Linked DNA regions of Homo sapiens: all the other regions are linked to region 4. Evidence: chromatin contacts called from ENCODE Hi-C or POLR2A ChIA-PET data. All regions are on one chromosome and are shown on one strand. Each heading gives the region's core, a stretch centred on a gene start or an enhancer-like site at or near the end of the contact. The rest is flanking DNA. Distances are from core to core; before and after follow the strand shown. Region 1 holds the start of SEH1L (SEH1 like nucleoporin). Region 2 overlaps LDLRAD4 (low density lipoprotein receptor class A domain containing 4). Region 3 holds the start of CEP192 (centrosomal protein 192). Region 4 overlaps LDLRAD4 (low density lipoprotein receptor class A domain containing 4). Region 5 overlaps LDLRAD4 (low density lipoprotein receptor class A domain containing 4).

The links. A loop is a pair of places that touch in the nucleus more often than their neighbours do. ChIA-PET counts read pairs that join two places held with the same protein, here RNA polymerase II (POLR2A). Pooled maps may share reads with other maps.
Region 1: a pooled map shows a loop between it and region 4 (10-fold over the local background). The contact joins the promoter of SEH1L here to the enhancer-like site in region 4. A Hi-C loop is called at or near these places in 4 of 50 pooled maps. POLR2A ChIA-PET finds 5 or more read pairs at or near these places in 2 of 52 experiments (Caco-2 and WTC11).
Region 2: a loop to region 4 is called in a pooled map, with 4 times the contacts of the local background. The contact joins two enhancer-like sites. A Hi-C loop is called at or near these places in 10 of 50 pooled maps. POLR2A ChIA-PET finds 5 or more read pairs at or near these places in 6 of 52 experiments (GM12878, HEK293, T-cell and 3 more).
Region 3: a loop to region 4 is called in a map of prostate gland, with 4 times the contacts of the local background. The contact joins the promoter of CEP192 here to the enhancer-like site in region 4. A Hi-C loop is called at or near these places in 2 of 168 maps with a recorded cell type or tissue (chondrocyte and prostate gland) and 5 of 50 pooled maps.
Region 5: a loop to region 4 is called in a pooled map, with 2.5 times the contacts of the local background. The contact joins two enhancer-like sites. A Hi-C loop is called at or near these places in 3 of 50 pooled maps. POLR2A ChIA-PET finds 5 or more read pairs at or near these places in 2 of 52 experiments (GM12878 and T-cell).

Annotation. Positions count from the first base shown.
Region 1 is chr18:12,946,712-12,949,956 of GRCh38, reverse strand. It overlaps SEH1L (SEH1 like nucleoporin), which reads right to left and starts at 1,946. Exons shown (of 9, transcript NM_001013437.2): 1 at 1,725-1,946. The coding sequence starts at 1,835. RefSeq lists an enhancer at 766-1,367 and silencers at 1,299-1,398, 1,409-1,758, 1,799-2,248.
Region 2 is chr18:13,565,735-13,569,125 of GRCh38, reverse strand. The region is part of intron 4 of LDLRAD4 (low density lipoprotein receptor class A domain containing 4); the gene reads right to left. Among named protein-coding and RNA genes, the nearest start is that of MIR4526, 44 kb to the left of the region's middle. RefSeq lists enhancers at 1-149, 2,170-2,249, 1,831-2,458. Within about 2 kb of position 1,490, at least 19 of the 41 ENCODE cell types and tissues checked have a DNase peak (open chromatin) inside an H3K27ac peak, as active enhancers do.
Region 3 is chr18:12,989,405-12,992,687 of GRCh38, reverse strand. CEP192 (centrosomal protein 192) reads right to left here and starts at 1,326. Exons shown (of 45, transcript NM_032142.4): 1 at 1,251-1,326. RefSeq lists a silencer at 1,065-1,144 and enhancers at 1,625-2,004, 2,395-3,007.
Region 4 is chr18:13,265,070-13,268,350 of GRCh38, reverse strand. The region is part of intron 1 of LDLRAD4 (low density lipoprotein receptor class A domain containing 4); the gene reads right to left. Among named protein-coding and RNA genes, the nearest start is that of C18orf15, 27 kb to the right of the region's middle. RefSeq lists an enhancer at 1,878-2,440. Within about 2 kb of position 1,735, at least 13 of the 41 ENCODE cell types and tissues checked have a DNase peak (open chromatin) inside an H3K27ac peak, as active enhancers do.
Region 5 is chr18:13,584,197-13,587,646 of GRCh38, reverse strand. The region is part of intron 4 of LDLRAD4 (low density lipoprotein receptor class A domain containing 4); the gene reads right to left. Among named protein-coding and RNA genes, the nearest start is that of MIR4526, 25 kb to the left of the region's middle. Within about 2 kb of position 1,711, at least 3 of the 41 ENCODE cell types and tissues checked have a DNase peak (open chromatin) inside an H3K27ac peak, as active enhancers do.

The sequences.
Region 1 (3,245 bases), core at 697-3,196, 320 kb after region 4:
AGGTACCTAGAATATGCAAATTAATAGAAAGCAGTAGAATAGAGGTTACCAGAGGATGGGGTGGCGGAACAGGGTGCTCTTGGGTACAGAGTTTCAGTTTAGGATGATGAAAAGGTTCTGGAGATGGGCAGGGGCGACGCTGCACAAAAATGTGAATGCTGTGCTCTATGCCACTGAATTCTACACTTTAAAACGGTTAACGTGGGCCGGGCGCGGTGGCTCACGCCCGTAATCCTAGCACTTTGGGAGGCCGAGGTGGGCGGATCACGAGGTCAGGAGATAGAGACCATCCTGGCTAACATGGTGAAACCCTGTCTCTACTAAAAAATACAAAAAATTAGCCGGGCGTGGTGGCGGGCGCCTGTAGTCCCAGCTACTTGGGAGGCTGAGGCAGGAGAATGGCGTGAACCCGGGAGGCGGAGCTTGCAGTGAGCCAAGATTGCGCCACCCCACTCCAGCCTGGGTGACAGAGCAAGACTCCGTCTCAAAAAAAAAAAAAAAAAAAAAAAAAAAACGGTTAACGTAGTTTATTACAACAAAAATAAACTTGTTTTAAAAAAGAAACTACATCTTTTAAAAATTGCAACACTATTTATAAAAAGTTTATCTTTGAGAGATCACTGGTATCAAACTCGAATGTGAAAAAGGATAAACTATCCTTCAGATTTCCAGTTACTCTGGAGTTGTCGAGAACCAAATAATCCGCACTCCAGCTTTCATTCATCCTGCAACACATCTGGGAGGTTCCTAAATCTCATGTAGCATCCCCACATTAGAAATTCTGCTTGTAGGCCGGGCGCGGTGGCTCACGCCTGTAATCCCAGCACTTTGGGAGGCCGAGGCGCCGAGGCGGGTGGATCACGAGGTCAGGAGTTCGAGACCAGCCTGGCCCACATGGTGAAACTCTGTCTCTACTAAAAAATACAAAAAAAAAAAAAGATTAGCCGGGGGTGGTGGCGTGCACCTGTAATCCCTGCTACTTGGGAGGCTGGGGCAGGATAATCGCCTGAAAGCGGGAGGCGGACGTTGCAGTGAGCCGAGATCGTGCCATTGCACTCCAGCCTGGGTGACAGAGTGAGACTCGGTCTCAAAAAAAAAAAAAAAAAAAGAAAAGAAATTCTGCTTGTCGGAAGTGTCTACAGACGTTTACGGGAACTTCAAGAAACAAACCCTCCGATTCCTGGGCAGCAAGCAGGGAAATCATTGGATGTAAATGGTTTGTATTTTTCTTCCTCGGCGTAACAAAGTGAGCTTCTGCTCTGAACCCACGGAGAAAACCATGTGCCCTGGTGAGAGAACACCGGCGGGGCACAGAACTCGACGCAGCGCCAGCCAGGCAAAGTCTCCCACCAGGTCCCACTGCAGGTCGTCGGGTGAACAGCGCGGGCAAGACCCACGACGCCGAGGCTGACGGTGGGATGCCCCTGGGTTCCCGCCCGCAGCCCCGGCAGCGCGGCCTGGGAGAGGGCCCGGCGTACCCTGCGGGCGGGAGCGCGCACGTGGCACCAGCTGCGCAGGCGCACGGGAGGGCGGCCCGCGAGGCCGCCGTGACCCCACAATACGCGGGCGGGGAGGGCTTCCGCTCAGTCCAGCCAGGGCTCGCCCGCCACCCCACAGCTTCCAGCGGCGTCACTGAACCAAGACACAGCCCCGTTCCCCGCGCCGCCCACCCACTCCCCTTCCTTCCTTCCGGGGTCGGCCCCGCCCGCAAGCGCCGCGCGCACCTTAACGCTCTGATCGCTGGAGCAGGTTGCCATCCGCCGCCCGTGGAAGTCGAAAGAGACATCGTGGATGAGATCCTTGTGGTCCGCCGCGATGCTGCGAGCCACAAACATGGTTTCCGTCGGGCCCGCGCCTCCGAAGAGGACAGTGGCGGCGGCAGCGGCGGCGGCGCGTGGCCCGTAGCCTAGCCAGACCTCGCAGCCCGGGAGCGCACGGCTTGTGCTGCCCACGCCCCCGCACCGCCCCTGCCTATCAAGCCCCGCCCACACACCCTCCGGTCCTTCAAGCCCCGCCCCACCCACCGGCCCGTCAGGCCCCACACAGTCCCCTGGCCCCTCAAGCCCTGCCCACGCCCCGGCCCGTCATGACTCGCCCCACCTTCCGGTCCCTCAAGCCCCGCCCCGCCCCCAGGCCCGTCAAGCCCCGCCTACCCTCCCACCAGAGCCGTCATGCCTCGCCCCACCCTCCCGCCCCCTCAAGCCCCGCCCTGTTCCCGGCTCGTCAATCCTCGTCCCGCCCCCGGCCCGTCATGCCCTACGATCCTGGTGCGGGTTCCTCCAGGCTCTGACCGTTCGGCGGCGGAGGGTGCTCTGCAAAAGGCGAGTTACCTGTGCTGAGAAGTAGTAAGAGCTTATTGGTATACTGTGCAAATGAAGAAAGATGAAAAAGTGAAGACTGCCTCTCACGGTCCTCGGCCCTGAATCATTTAAGTCGACGTTTGGATGTGTTTCCCCCCAGACACATGCGAGGCGCGCGGAGCAGGTGGAGAAGACGAACCGTGGGTTTGGTCAGGAGCCGCGCTCCGTCGGGACGGCTGAAGAGCAGGGAGGGCCGGGGAGACGCCTGAGGGGATGACAAGCAGTCCAGGCTCGGCAGCCTAAGAGCGAAGGCTGGACGGGGAGGAAAGGATCAGAAGTAGTAGTTTAAATGTGTCAAGATTTTACAGGTAGAACAGGCCTGGGGGTGCTAGGAGCCACCACGGGGGTAGGGAAATAGTATGAATTAGAAGAGTCCGCCTGTAGAAACGTGTCATCCCGGGGGAAGGAAGCGGCCGGGGAAGTGGGCTGCTTGCTACCCGGGAGCCAGAGTCCTCCGGGGAAAAGGAAGTGAAGAGGGCCAGAGCCCCTGGGAAGAGGCCTGGCTCAGATCAAGGATTCTGCCAAAACCGGAAAGTGGAGGAGCCAACGACTCGGGGGGTTTTGCTTATCAGGAAAAGGCATTCTAGAGGGCGTAGTGGTAAAGTTAGGATGGGAGACAGTGGAAGCTTGCGTCAGGGGAGCGAAAGTACAGAAAAAAAAAAAATGAGGCTGCAGAAGGGACTTGCCCTTTGGATTTTGGCCAGGAATGACAAAAATGTGAGGTATGGTAAAATTAGCAGGCTGGAAAGTTTTTTAAATGATTAGTCCCAGCTGTCCCCTGATGGATTGCACAGAAACCTGCAAAGAGAAGTGGCGCAATGACCTGACCTTTTTCAACCATAAATAAGATTTTATTGCTACTTTAAGAGGTGGGCCCCACCTCTT
Region 2 (3,391 bases), core at 241-2,740, 300 kb before region 4:
CTCAGTATTGGATTAGTGTCACAACTTCTCTTAGCTTCTTATAATCATTTTTTTTTTCAAATGATGTAGTTGCTCGTGTAATCCACTAATATCAACTCATTCATAAAATGTTTATTCATGGGGTGCCTACAAACATCACATTGGGTAGAGGGTGCAGGTGAGAGGAGCCAACATCCTTCATGACCAAGGGATTGGTGAAGGTGGGGTATGAGGGTCTTTCCCTGAGCCCTTCAAGATGACCATGCTGACTAGATGTGAACACACTTCCTGGATAGACGCACGCTTGGCTATGTTATAAATTTAAATAACTTGATAAGGTAAGAGACAGGAAGACCTGAAACCTACACTCAGCAGGCCTCTAACCACGGGGTCTGTCTACTGTGATACAGAGACCCTAAATTATAACGAAGGCCACAGGTCCTGATGTGGGGCGTGAAGTGCACTCGTTTTTATTCTGCCTTCCCTTTCTTCCTTAGCAAGACTGGAACCTTGTCCAGTTCCTCCTGCAGCTGGTGTGGCCTTACGGTGAGGTTCTGGCCAGGAGACAGTGGCAGAAGCGGTGTGTGGGACTTCTGGGAAGGGTCTTTAAAGGAAGGAGGCATGTATCATTTTGGACTTCAGTTCTTCTTCCATGGTCCAGACTGCAGTGTGAGTGTCCTGGCTGGAGTTCCAGCAGCCATTCTAGACCATGAAACAACCTCAGAGCTGGACACTAAGTGCTGGGAGAGTGGGGCCGAAAGAGATAACCTGGATCCTCGAGGACTTAGTGGGGCCCCTATACCAGCCCCATGCTGCCTTCTGCAAACTTGTTTTTTTCTTTTTTTTTTTTTTGTAAACGGAGTCTCACTCTGTCACCCAGGCTGGAGTGCAGTGGCATGATCTTGGCTCACTGCAACCTCCACCTCCCAGGTTCAAGTGATTCTCCTGCCTCAGCCTCCTGAGTAGCTGGGACTGCAGGCACACATCACCACACCTGTCTAATATTTGTGTTTTTAGTAGAGACAGGTTTCGCCATGTTGGCTAGGCTGGTCTCGAACTCCTGACCTCAGGTGATCCCCCCACCCCCCACCTCCTCGGCCTCCCAAAGTGCTGGGATTACAGGTGTGAGCCACAGTGCCCGGCCAAACTTGTTTCTAATGTGAGGCAATAACTGCTTGTGGGTTGAAGGCACGATGACCAGATGTCTGTGACTCACAATTCCTAACAGTGACACCCACTATAACAAAAAATCCACAGCGTTAATACTTTCATTATTTCCAATAAGCCAAGACATGTCCAAACTAGAGTTTATAGGGTAGAGTTTAAATGATGACACCATTATCACTGTGTCACTCTATTTTTAAAATAAGCAAATATTCTATTTTTTTTTTTTTAACAAAAAAAGTTCTCATAGCTCAATTTTCAAAAGGGAACTTTCTCTATTTTACCAACGTCACAATTATGACCTGTCAGATGAATGGAAACCAGCAGGGGAAGTTCATTTGCATTCAGGGGAAAGAGAAAAGCAGTTTAGAGAGAACTCTTGGTTTTGTGCTAATAGTCTCAGATCTTCAGAGAAGTTCAGTGCTGAGAAAATGTTTTTAAGAGCCTCAAACAGCTTGAGGGTGTTTAATTTTACTTAGGCAGCTGGGTCTTCTGCAAAAGCGTAACTCCTGGGGGGCTGCAGCGGCGGGGGGTGGTGACAGTGCGTTTGCAGGCAGGCCCTACGGCAGCAGGCCTCAGGAACTGAAGCCGAGCAGCATTAGCTATAAAGAGCTCCCAGGTCAACAAGCCCCTCATCTCTGCCTTCAGTCCAGCTACTCCAGGAATCTGAAGCAATCCAGACACTGTTAGATTAGGAAGACGCAAGGTACTTGTGTTTCTTCCCTACGTGTGTGTATTTGTCTTTCTTAGCAGCGCCCCTGGACTCTTAGGGTACCCACAAAAGCACATGCACGTCATAGTTAAACTAGTGAAGCTGGGAGGCAGGGGGAAATGATTAATATTGACCAAGGCAAACCAGAGCAACCCACGATGAGGATGAGGTCAGTGACACGGGAACAAGTCTGCGTGCACTGGCAGGGCTGCTTCCCCCCTGGGCCAGGCGCGGCTTGGTTCTAGGCTCTTTCACACACGCTGTGTGACTCCAGGCCAGGCTGCACCAGGCTGGGCTTCGCTTCCCCATCAGCTCAGCAGGACCCTCTCCTCACAGGGACACTGAGTCCATTGAATTTCTAGCACAGTATTCAGCACAAAGCAGAAGTTCAACAAGTCTAAATGATTTTCCACTTTCCATGCTACTCTAATACCCTTTGGGCAGATGTTTGTAAGTAAACCTATACATATTTAAATCCTCTCTTTTTGGGGGACTGTGGGGAGAACCCATGTGTCAAGGATAAAGACATAAAGCCATAGTATAGCACCACATCAATTATTTCCACTGGGCCAAGAGACACCTGCTGTCATTTAATATAAGGCATACTCTTGGCTGGGCGCAGCGTCTCGTGCCTGTAATCCCACCGCTTTGGGAGGCCAAGGCGGGTGGATCATGAGGTCAAGAGATCGAGACCATCTTGGCCAACATGGTGAAACCCCGTCTCTACTAAAAATACAAAGATCAGCCGGGCGTGGTGGCAGGCGCCTGTAGTCCCAGCTACTCGAGAGGCTGAGGCAGGAGAATCACTTGAACCCAGGAGGTGGAGGTTGCAATGAGCTAAGATTGCGCCACTGCACTCCAGCCTGGCAACAGAGCGAGACTCTGTCTCAAAAAAAAAAAAAAGTCTAAGGCATGCTCTTTATTGAAAATATAAGAAAACTCATGCCCGTTGTGCTGAACAGAGATGGGTGTTGGCTTCTCCTCCAGGACAGACTGACCTTCCAGAGACAGGAACAGGAGCCAAGGGATAGCTTACTGTCCTGGCTCAGTGCCCTTTCCCCTACTATCTCCCCAGCACTGACGGGGGTCTCATTGGCTGCCCGTTAGTCTTGTCATCAAGTCCCACCAAGCGGATGTAACTGTAACCATGTTAGACACCTGCCCTCTCTACCAGACACCACAGCCCCAGGAGCAGGGGCTGGGAGGGAGCATTTCTGTGTCCCCACTATGAGATGATGCGGGTCCCAGAGAAAATTCATGGCCCAGGCTTGTTGGACTGAACGAATGGACGAATGGCGTGCCTTGGAGCAGCAGCTCGGCTTGTGTTTAATGCCACATGGGACATCATCGTCACAGTCTTCAGAGCCACGTTTGATCAACGCTGATGGAATTCTTCCTTTGAATATCAACACAAACTCCTTAAGGCCCCGTCCAAAATGTGCGACCCCGCAAGCATGGAGGAGCTCTGTCCTAGAGGCTACAAAACACAAATCCCAATTCCCCTCCACACACAAAGTGAGGTGCAGGTACAGAGCT
Region 3 (3,283 bases), core at 77-2,576, 280 kb after region 4:
GTCTCTTCTCCAGAAAAGATTACACTTGTAAACCATTCATGGACATAACACATTCCTAAAGGAAATTTCCTTTAATTTCTCACATTATTGCATTACCCACCCCTCCTCCATCATCTCAAGTGAAGACAATATTTTTCTTCTATCCTATTTGAACTGAGTGGCTATATTTGCAATTTCTCTTGCTATTTCCTTAAAGTAGTGACCTCAAATTTCACATCTGGACTCACTAATTACATTCCTAGGTACATAAAAGATTACTGACTATAGTCATTAATCGTAGGTCTATGTATACAATTAAACACATTTAAAAGCACACGCCGTGGAACCCAAAGCCGAGTCAAACTTCCCCAAAACTCATCATTTACTCTTGGCACTTTAAGATATACTTTAAAACTAGGTAGGCATTTGGTATATTATTGTTCAAGGCTTGCCGTTTTTGCCTAGAAAACTGAAATTTGGAGAAAAAGTTGATTTTGGAGCAGTAAAAACGCCAGTCGAATGACCTCAAAATAGTAAGAGCAAATGGAAATATGGTCATATAAACAGCTGTTCTCCAAACGACTGACTTGAAGAGGTCCTCATGTTTTACTAAACAAACTCTGAAAGTAACAGCAAAGTAAAAGTAGAGTGTATTAACATTCGTCTCATTTCACGTTCTGTTGATAATGAAATCATAGGCAAGGAATGTAGGTAAACTATTAGGAATAAATGAACGCAACCTAGCAGAAACCAAATCAAGTGAGTAAACGGAAGACAAGGGCATTAAGTTAAGTTAACAAGGTTACTTCCTGGGTCAGAATTTTAAACAAAAAGGAGGAACAGAACCGCCCATCACAGGGCACATAAAGGAAACATCACCGGTCACTTCACAAGCACACTGCAAGAAACTCCAGAGGGTAGCACGGAGAGGGCCTGTCCCTCAAGAGGTGGAAGTCCCCAGACAAGAGGGGAGGAAAGAAGGACGTGATCCCCTAACAGTCTGTCTCATCACGCCCGGCCAAAGCCCGATGACACAGAGGCGTGCAATTAATCCCAACCAGGCGGAGCTCAGCTCAGAGGCTGCGCCAGGCGCAGAGGCGCGGGAAGCGCGGCAGTCCCCTTGCTCGCGCCCTGAGGCCGCCCCACAGCCTGCGCCCCCACCCGGCCCAACCGTCACTGTCCCGTCGGTCCGGCAGCCGAAACGTAGGCCAAAGGTGCATGCGTCTGCCTCCCGCCTAGGCGCAGGCCGAGGCACCAGCGTCCCCCCTCACCGAGCCCGCGTCCCCGACTTCGGAGGGCAGTGTGCAGCGGGAAAGTCCACGGACTGAAGAGGTGTCCCAGGGCACTGCAAGTGCGCGTGCGCGTGGCCCCCGCACCGGCTGGAGCCCGGAACGGCCGTACCGCGCCCGCCTCTGGTTTACGTCTGTTCGCGGCACCAGGCAAGGGGAGGAGACTGAGCTGGCTTTTGATTGGACAGCGGGAAGACATGGGGCGGGAAGAAGCCCGGTGATTGGTGGGGACAGCGCGTTCCTGGATTTGAAGCGAGGAAGCCGCGCGCCCTGCGAGTCCGGAGGAGGAAATGGAGCTCTGCGCTGCGTGGGACCCGGGGGACGGCTCCCGTTGGCGCCGCCTTCAAGGTCTTGGCGAATTTGAAAATAATGCTTACTTTATTCAGTTTGGGTCTCCAGGGCACCGCCAGTCACTCTATGCGCAAAGAAGTATCCCCCGCCAACAAATCCCCCCCGATAGGTTTCGTCCTTCCGTGGGCAGATGCAGACCTTTCCTGTTGGTAGGCGCTGAAAGGCGTCAGGTTTCACCTTCAATCAGCTAATTCCTCGGGATCCAAGTTTCATGACATTTCGCCACATCTAGTCGCCTCTTTGTGACAGAGTAGGCTTTGTCTCGATTGCTTCCTACTTTTCTCCATCCTTCTTAGGCCACAAAACCCATCACCGCCATCTGCTCGGCACAGGCCCTTAACTACTTCACTGAGACCATGCCTTTCACTCAAAATGTATCTCAGTCTTTTTCAGTAAGGTCCCTTATCTCAAAATTTATTCCATATAGTCACAGAGGGAAAAGAGTCCCTCTTTTCCAAAGCTAACTCCTTAACTTCGTTCAAGTTACTGAAAGATGTCCGGCGCACCTTGGAGGAAAGAAGAGGGAAAACGCAAAGTTTAGAAGTCCCTAGACCTGAGGTTACTTGGTGGGGAAAGACGTCTGTTTACTTGACCACTTTCTACCTCCTGCAAACATGGCTCACCTGTCATTCTTGGATATCCTCTCCACTGGTTTCCTTCTCTCTGCCTACAAAAATGCAGCACCTCTCTACCCAAACACACACACCACACACCCATACACCACACACACCACTCACACCACAAACCACACACACCCACATATGCACCACACACACGTGTGTGACACGTATACACACATCCATACACAACACACACCCACATACACATCACCCACACACCACACACACCCTCCACACACAAACACCACTCAAACCACACACCCACACACACCCCTTCCTTGATTCTGTTTCATCACCTAATGACCATTCTTGTTTCCTTCCCTTAATGGTCTCCACTTTTTTTTCCATAGAGGAAGCCAGGCTTCCACTTTTTACACCTTATTTTGACGCATTTCATGGTGTCTAGCTGGGTCCTTAAAACTTTATCAGGAATAGACTCCTAATTGTCAAACTCAGTGATATCTCCACAGTTCGACACCTCTTCTTGGAACCCTGCAGCCTTGGTATTTGCAAAGAGTAATTACCTTTATTCTACCTTTGTCCACACTCAGTGAGCAAAGATAAATGCAGAAAATCTCAAGATTTTCTGAATCCCAAAAAAGTAAGCCAAATGCTCAGCCCTAGAGCTGACCTCTCTTAACCTCTTTTTCTACAAAGCGGTCACACATTGGAGGTGAACTGCTTAAATGTGTCTACAGGTTCCGGACTGTCACTCACACCAGATCCTTGTTAATAAATGTCCTTCCTCCATAAATATCCTCAAGTCACCACAGCACTCCCCACAACACTCAGTAACCTGATAGGACTCTATTAACAGAGATCTCTGATTCAGAGTCTCGGCAGCAGGAGAGCCTGGACTCTGACGCCAGGCTGCCTGGATCTGAATCCTGGCTCTACCTCCCTCTTCCAAACTGTGTAGCCTTGGGCAAGTAGCTTTAACCAGCCGGTTTCCTTGTCTGTAAAGTGGGGATAATTAAAGCGCTTGCCTCAGAGGCTTACTGTGAGGATTTAAAGCTACTTCTGTAAGGTATCTAGAAAAATAAT
Region 4 (3,281 bases), core at 486-2,985:
GATGCTCAGATGAAACCATCTCCCACTAGGCCAGAATCCCAACAGGGGAGGGAAGCAGGGAGAAGAGTCAAGCCGAGGGGGGAGGAGGGTAAAGGAGGAACTGAGACTAAGGAAAACGGATAGAGAGTCCAGGACAGACTGGCAGGGGAGGCGGAGTGGGCACCATCTGCAGTCCATCGACAGGAACAAAATATTCTGCCCTGGGACAGGAAAACAAAGGAAATCAGTAGAAAACTATAGTCTTAAACTTAAGAGGAAAATATCTCTCCAGGCACATCTTGGAAAGTACAAGAGTTTCAAAAGACTAAAAAGAATGTGTCAAGCCAGGTGCACTGGGGGTAGTAGTTGTCGTCCCAGCTACTACAGAGGGGAGGTGGGAGGATCGCTTGAAGTGAGGAGTTCAAGTCTAGCCTGGGCAACATAGTGAAGCCTCATCTCTAAAAAATTGTTTTAAAAGAAAAAGAAACAATGCATTGGTCTGCCCATGTTACCTTAAGTCAAAGCTCAGGAAGGACAGTGGGTGACTCACAGTCTGTGCCAGTTCTCATGGCATGCAAGCTGTCACCAGGGGCCCCAGGAAAGCTGCTGGACAATCCTTACATGTGCGTGATTTCCAATCAGCCAGCCAGAATGCGGGGCCCCAGCCTCTGGCTGAAACCTTCCAGAAAAGCAAAAGATGAGAATGAACAAATGAAGTAGCTGGGTTACACACGACGTCTGAAGTGAGGCTTGCTCATCTCAGTTAGACAGCAGCAGGAGCTGGATCTGAGCGAAAACTGACGGCTGATCTCATACATGCAAACACCAAACACTGCAGAGGTTGTTTACAGAAAGTGAATTAGCATTCACAGGCTATGCCCCTGGGCAGCTTCACTATCCTGATCAAACTGTCCCCGTTCTTCTCAAATTCCACCACCACATGTGACAGGTGGAACGGGTGATGCTGGTTTTAAAATAAATGAGATAGACCACTCTTCCAGTAACTGCTAAGGCTGCAGGCCTGTGTGCACACACTAAAAACAATACAACACAGACACACACACGCGTGAAACTGACCAGTGATCAGAAGTAGAGTTTCCAGACGTTCCAAACATTACTTTGATAATTTTTAAGTGCACAGCAAAAAAAAAGTGTATCACTCTACATCTACATAATTACATACCAAAAAATGTTTCTATTAGAATTATTTGGCCCTTACAAGTGAAAGTACATTTTGCAAAGATAGGTGTCACTGAACTGCTAAAGCAATGTTAGCAGTCGCATTCATAATTCACAAGTGCAGTCTGAGAATATTTTCACAAACCTCTCCCTTGCCACCATTACCCTGTTGATTCTAACCAAGACCTAGGCGTGAACTCAGAAAATGCTGTTCTTTCACAAAGAGATTCCACATGAAAGGAGATCTAGCCTTCAGTCGACGTAAAAGATTTTCTACCTCACTGGAACATAAAATTGTAACTCTTAGTATTACTCTTACTCAGAATTCTGTTCATTTCAACTCTCTTCCTAGTCAGTGACTTGCCACCTCTGAGGCTGTGACTGAAACTGTAACTTACACTCGGAAGGCAGCTCCAAGGGTAGTGTGGGGACAGGACTCCAGGGATCTGCCCACGGGTCTGGCCAGGACTGCGGTGCTGGGCTTGCTTCAGAGCAGTTCCCTCTCCTCCACGGAGAAGCCATCGCCAGGCAGCGCCTGAGCGTGGAGGCCCTGCGGCAGCCTGCCTTCTGCCTAAGACGGTCACTATGCCAATTCAAAACAAAACAAAACATAACTGATTCCCAGCTGTGCCCAGTCCAAGCCCAAATCTGGAGAAGGCAGCCACCAGAGACCCTCGGAATCCTCCCGCCTCTGGACACCTGAGCCCCATGCCAGAAAGGAAAGGAAAGCCAAGCCCAGGGTTGGGTGCCTTCCTCAGCGGGCTGTGTCTGTTGTCCCCGAGACTGCTCCTGCCCACATCTGGCCACGGACCCAGTGCGAGGTACCAGGAGTTGTGCAGGAGGAATGAAGCCACGCCCTGCCCTCGAGGAGCTCCCAGGCTAGCTGTGAATGCAGGGCTGGAGGGCAGAGGGCTTATGCGGACTCTGTAGCAAAATGATCTTCTGTGTTCCTGGGTCCACAGGAAGAAGTCGGGGGAGCCCTAAAAACAAGCCCCGAAAAAGCCTTTGTTTTTAAGGTCTGGGCGAGTGCTACTCACTGTCCAAACTACAGAACAACCGTGTCAAGGAGCCCGCCATTCTTGCTAAAACACACGTTCACTGCCAGGCATCATCTAAGCTTCTGAGTCAGAATCTCTTGGGGTGGAGTCCAGGAATCCGTATTTTTAACAAGCTCCCCAGATAATGCTTAAACATATCGATGCTTAAAACCAGAGCTCTAAACCTAGATCGAGCAGATCCACGTGGGGGTGAGGAGGAGGCTGAGTGCTCAGGGGTGGGAGGAGAAGAGGGACCCACCCAGGGGAGGGCAAAGACCTCAGGAGTAGTGAGGAGGGGGCTGAGGAAGACCCCTGGAGGCCTGAGCTGTGTGCAGCAGAGTGGAGTCCCAGGGCCACCCCAACAGGAGATGACTTCAGCAGACCTTGAAGAAGATCTCAGCACCAGGCAAGCAGGACCCATGGCCAACGAAGCCCTGGGGAGTGGGGCCAGGTGTGACTGAGTGACAAGTCCTCGGAAACGTGCCTGGGGAGGACAGTCCCCAGATGACTGATATCAGCCACCCCATCTTTCTCAGTGAGTCAGGGATCAAAGGAGATTTATTTCTCAAGAAAAATGAAGAGATGTGGCACGCCTTGCTCCTGGGTGCATGGAGCTATTCATCCCTGTCACACGTTTTGACAAATTGCGATGAGCCCAGAAAAGGGCTCACCTGGGCAGCTGACATTTGTGCTGCAGGACAGAGAAAGCCATGCTCCAGGCAGCACAGTGGGAAGGGGGAGGGCTTCGAGTGTCCCCGGAGGAACTGAGTGAAATGGGGGCTGGAGACAGAGACCCCGTCCAGGCCACACAGGTAAGTTTGGCGTTGACCTTCAAAGCTACGCAGTGACAGGTCAGCCCTGCCACTAGGTGGTAAGGCGGTTCTCAGAACGAGGTCCTAGACCAGGAGTTTGGAAGGCGCAGGGAAGGATATGAGGAGGGGAGAGACGGCAGAGGCTGGAGGCAGGGCAGTCTGTTCAGAGGCTGTTGCAAAAGTCCAGGCAAGAAATGTTGAGAATTGAAGGCAGTGACCACAGCGGGAGGAAAGGAGCCATGTGGAAAACACTTAGAAGGTAGAATCACAGGCC
Region 5 (3,450 bases), core at 462-2,961, 320 kb before region 4:
TTAGTCTGCAAAACCTACTATCATGTGTCTATTGGAGGTGGGAAAGAGGTCTGCCTTATAAGGAAAAGCAAGTAATTGAAATTGTCTAAGCCTGTATGTCTTGAAGATTCCACCCTATGAAACGAAGTGTGGACGTTGGAATAAGCAGGTCTTCCACTCAGCGGGCATGCAGGCTGAGGGTGACTGGGGTCCTTTCTGTGAGGGAATCTGACAGGTCGACTGTTCTCGGTAAAGACCAAGGCAGGGTGTTTCTGGGATTCCCTGCTTCTAGCACAGTACCTGGCATCTGGTAAGGGCTCAATATTTACAAACTAAATGAGAGTGAGACTGTCTAACATGGAGAGAGTTCTGGAATGCAATGCCTAGGGCAGGGGTTCTCAAAGTGTGGTTGCTAGAACAGCAGCATCAGCATCACCTGGGAACCTGTTAGAAATGCAAATTTTCAGGTCCACCCAGATCTACTGGGAGCTCTGGGCATGAGGCCAGCAGTCTGGGTTTTACAGAGCCATCTAGGAGATTCTGATGTATGTTAGAGTTTGAGAACCCTCTGACCCAAGGAAGCGGTGGTGTTTCAAGAGTGGAAACCTCCAAAAAGAAAATGAATAAACATATAATATTTTCATATTGCCAGCTTCCTAGGCAATCTGATTTCTCTGGGTCTCTGACTCCCATGACTTGGAACTCCCAACCCCTTTTTTCTTTGCAAGTAGATACAGTGTGATGTTACAGGGGTGCATACACATACTGATCCCCCCTATTTTTTTTTCCTTTTTTTTTTTTTTTTAGATTCAGAGTCTCACTCTGTCACCCAGGCTGGCTGCGACCTCTGCCTCCCAGGGTCAAGGGTTTCTCCCAACTCAGCCTCCTGATATGTGGGATTACAGGTGTGCGCCACCATGCCTGGCTAATTTTTGTATTTTTGTAGAGACGGGATTTTGCCATGTTGGCCAGGCTGGGGTCTCAAACTTCTGACCTTAAGTGATCTGCCTACCTTGGCCTCTCAACGATTCCCCCCTGATTTTTAAGGTATCCAGATTGTTTTGAGATTGACTTGCCTTAAAGTCAGAGATCCTTGTATATATGGATGTGTGTCTGTTTCAGGGCTCCTAGGCTCTTCTCACAATGGCACAGCGACTGTCATAATCTGACTTCACTTGGTTGGCAGGGGAAAGGTAAAATGGTAGCTGTGACTCAGAGCCCTCAGAGCCCTTCTCAGTTTCTATTCTTTTTTTTTTTTTTTGAGACAGAGTCTTGCTCTGTCACCCAGGCTGAAGTGCAGTGGCACGACCTCAACTCACTGCAACCTCCGCCTCCCGGGTTCAAGCAGTTCTCTCTCCTCAGCCTCCCAGTAGCTGGGATTACAGACGCCTGCCACCACGCCCGGCTAATTTTTGTATTTTTAGTAGAGACGGGGTTTTGCCATGTTGGCCAGGCTGGTCTAGAACTCCTGACCTCAAGTGAGCTGCCTGCCTTGTCCTCCCAAAATGCTGGGTTACAGGTGTGAGCCACCATGCCCCGCCCTCAGTTTCTATTCTTTACTAGGTATTTTTTCAACATCTAGGTTGCAGTAATTTTAGCCTCAAGGAGTCTGCCATATCTTCAACTTTCATTCACTCCAGTGCTTCAGCTGTGTGACATTAGCTAGCTTGTGCATCACGAAATATTTTTGATCTGTTTCTTTAAGGGAGAAAGTAGGGGAAATCTGAAGGTTTGATGGACAAGTTCATTTAAGAGGAAGTAAGTTTGCAGATATTAGCTAACTTTCAGTTCTCCTATTTAATTTGCTCCCCTGGCTTGGTTCAATATTGAAATATATATATTCTTTCCAACACAGAGCTTATTATTCTGTAATATATTACCAGGAATCAGCAATCTCCACACAACGCCAGTTTGTGTTCAGTAAGAGGTATTTTGGTTGATGTAGCAATTGTGCTTACATTTGGAGAAAATCTGGAAAAGCAGTTGTCTGTATCAGTAAAATTCATCACTAAAATTAAATGCTTTAATTTTCCTAATGGGCTTGAAAGGGGGAGTGGGAAACCAAATGTGCTTTGAAAAGATAATCTCCTGGAAGAGGAAGTCTGTATGAAGGCTTAATCAAATCTGGGGCAGAAGTTATGTTGCCAAAATTACTAATCATCAGAATGACCCTGCTTGCTCATTAGTGCATTAATAAGTGTGGCCACCCTTCACCTGAGCAGGCTGCTAATCTCCACGGTCAGGCATAATCCATTTCTTCTCCTCTCTCTTCACCTCAATATTAATGGCTTAGCAAAGACCCCTTTAAAAAAACAGAACCCAGAAGGCACTGTTATTTATCACCGAAGATAAATTCATGCAGCTTACAGTATTCATGCCAGAATAAAGAGAGCCAGTAACAGATTTGTTCCTGATGCATTAGAAATGAGCCCCAGTGACAAACTCCTGCTCTCTCCCCAGCAAAGCTGATGTATTGACTAGACAGGTAGATATGAGCTACTCAGGCTGTCTGGGTGCTATGGAAATCATGTCGAGTGCATTTGACCATCGGCAATGGGGCCAGACACGCATGAGGCTCATTCTTATTCCAGCCAGGGAAAAGGCCTCGTCTGCATTTGCCTTTTGCTGAAAGGCTGCCATATTTGTCAGCTCAGACGCGTGTAAGATAAGCTCTGTCCTCGTTATCTAATATTTCACCAGGCAGTGGAACCGAAGGATAAGGACACCCTAATTGCCTACGTGGGCAGCAAAGCTTGAGTGCTGTCAGGCCCAGCACGAAGCCTGGAGCCTGGACAAGAGGAAGTTTACCGCAGAAGTTAATCACTTCATTTGGAAGGAAAGCCCTGAAGGATTTGGACAATTATGGTTTATCCTGGTTCTACAGTGTATCAGGAGACAGATCCAAAGTTCTCACTGCAGAATAATCTTCAGACAACTTGCCTTTCTTCCCCACAGCACACTCTTAACTTAAATTTACCCTAGGATTAAGCACAATAAGAAGTGGTAATATGGAATTATTTGTGCACAGTTAACAAGAAATGAGTATGAGAAAAGACAGGTTTTGTAGCCATCCCTCCACCGAGCCATCCTATGATTCCTCCATTGGCTAAGTCTTCCTGGGCGCCAGGTGCAGTGCTAGTCACCGAGGGGAACAACACGGATGAGCTCCTGTTCTCAGACAAGCTGGAAGTGTCTGGGAAGGAAGAGGAGACAGATAGCAGATAGCTACAAACCAGCTGGGCAGGGCTATCACAGAATCATCACAGCTCAGCTCAGGAGAGGAGAGGAAGCGCCAAGCAGTGGGAAGAAGAGAGAGTGGAAGAAGGCTTCCTGTAGGAGGTGGCCACTCATCTGAGTCTTAAGGGATAAGTAATAATTAGTCAGATGACAGAAAGAGGGGACAAGATTCCAGGGGGAAAGACTGTCATGAAGCAGAGGTTAAGAGATGACAGAGCACAGTGTGTCTGGGAC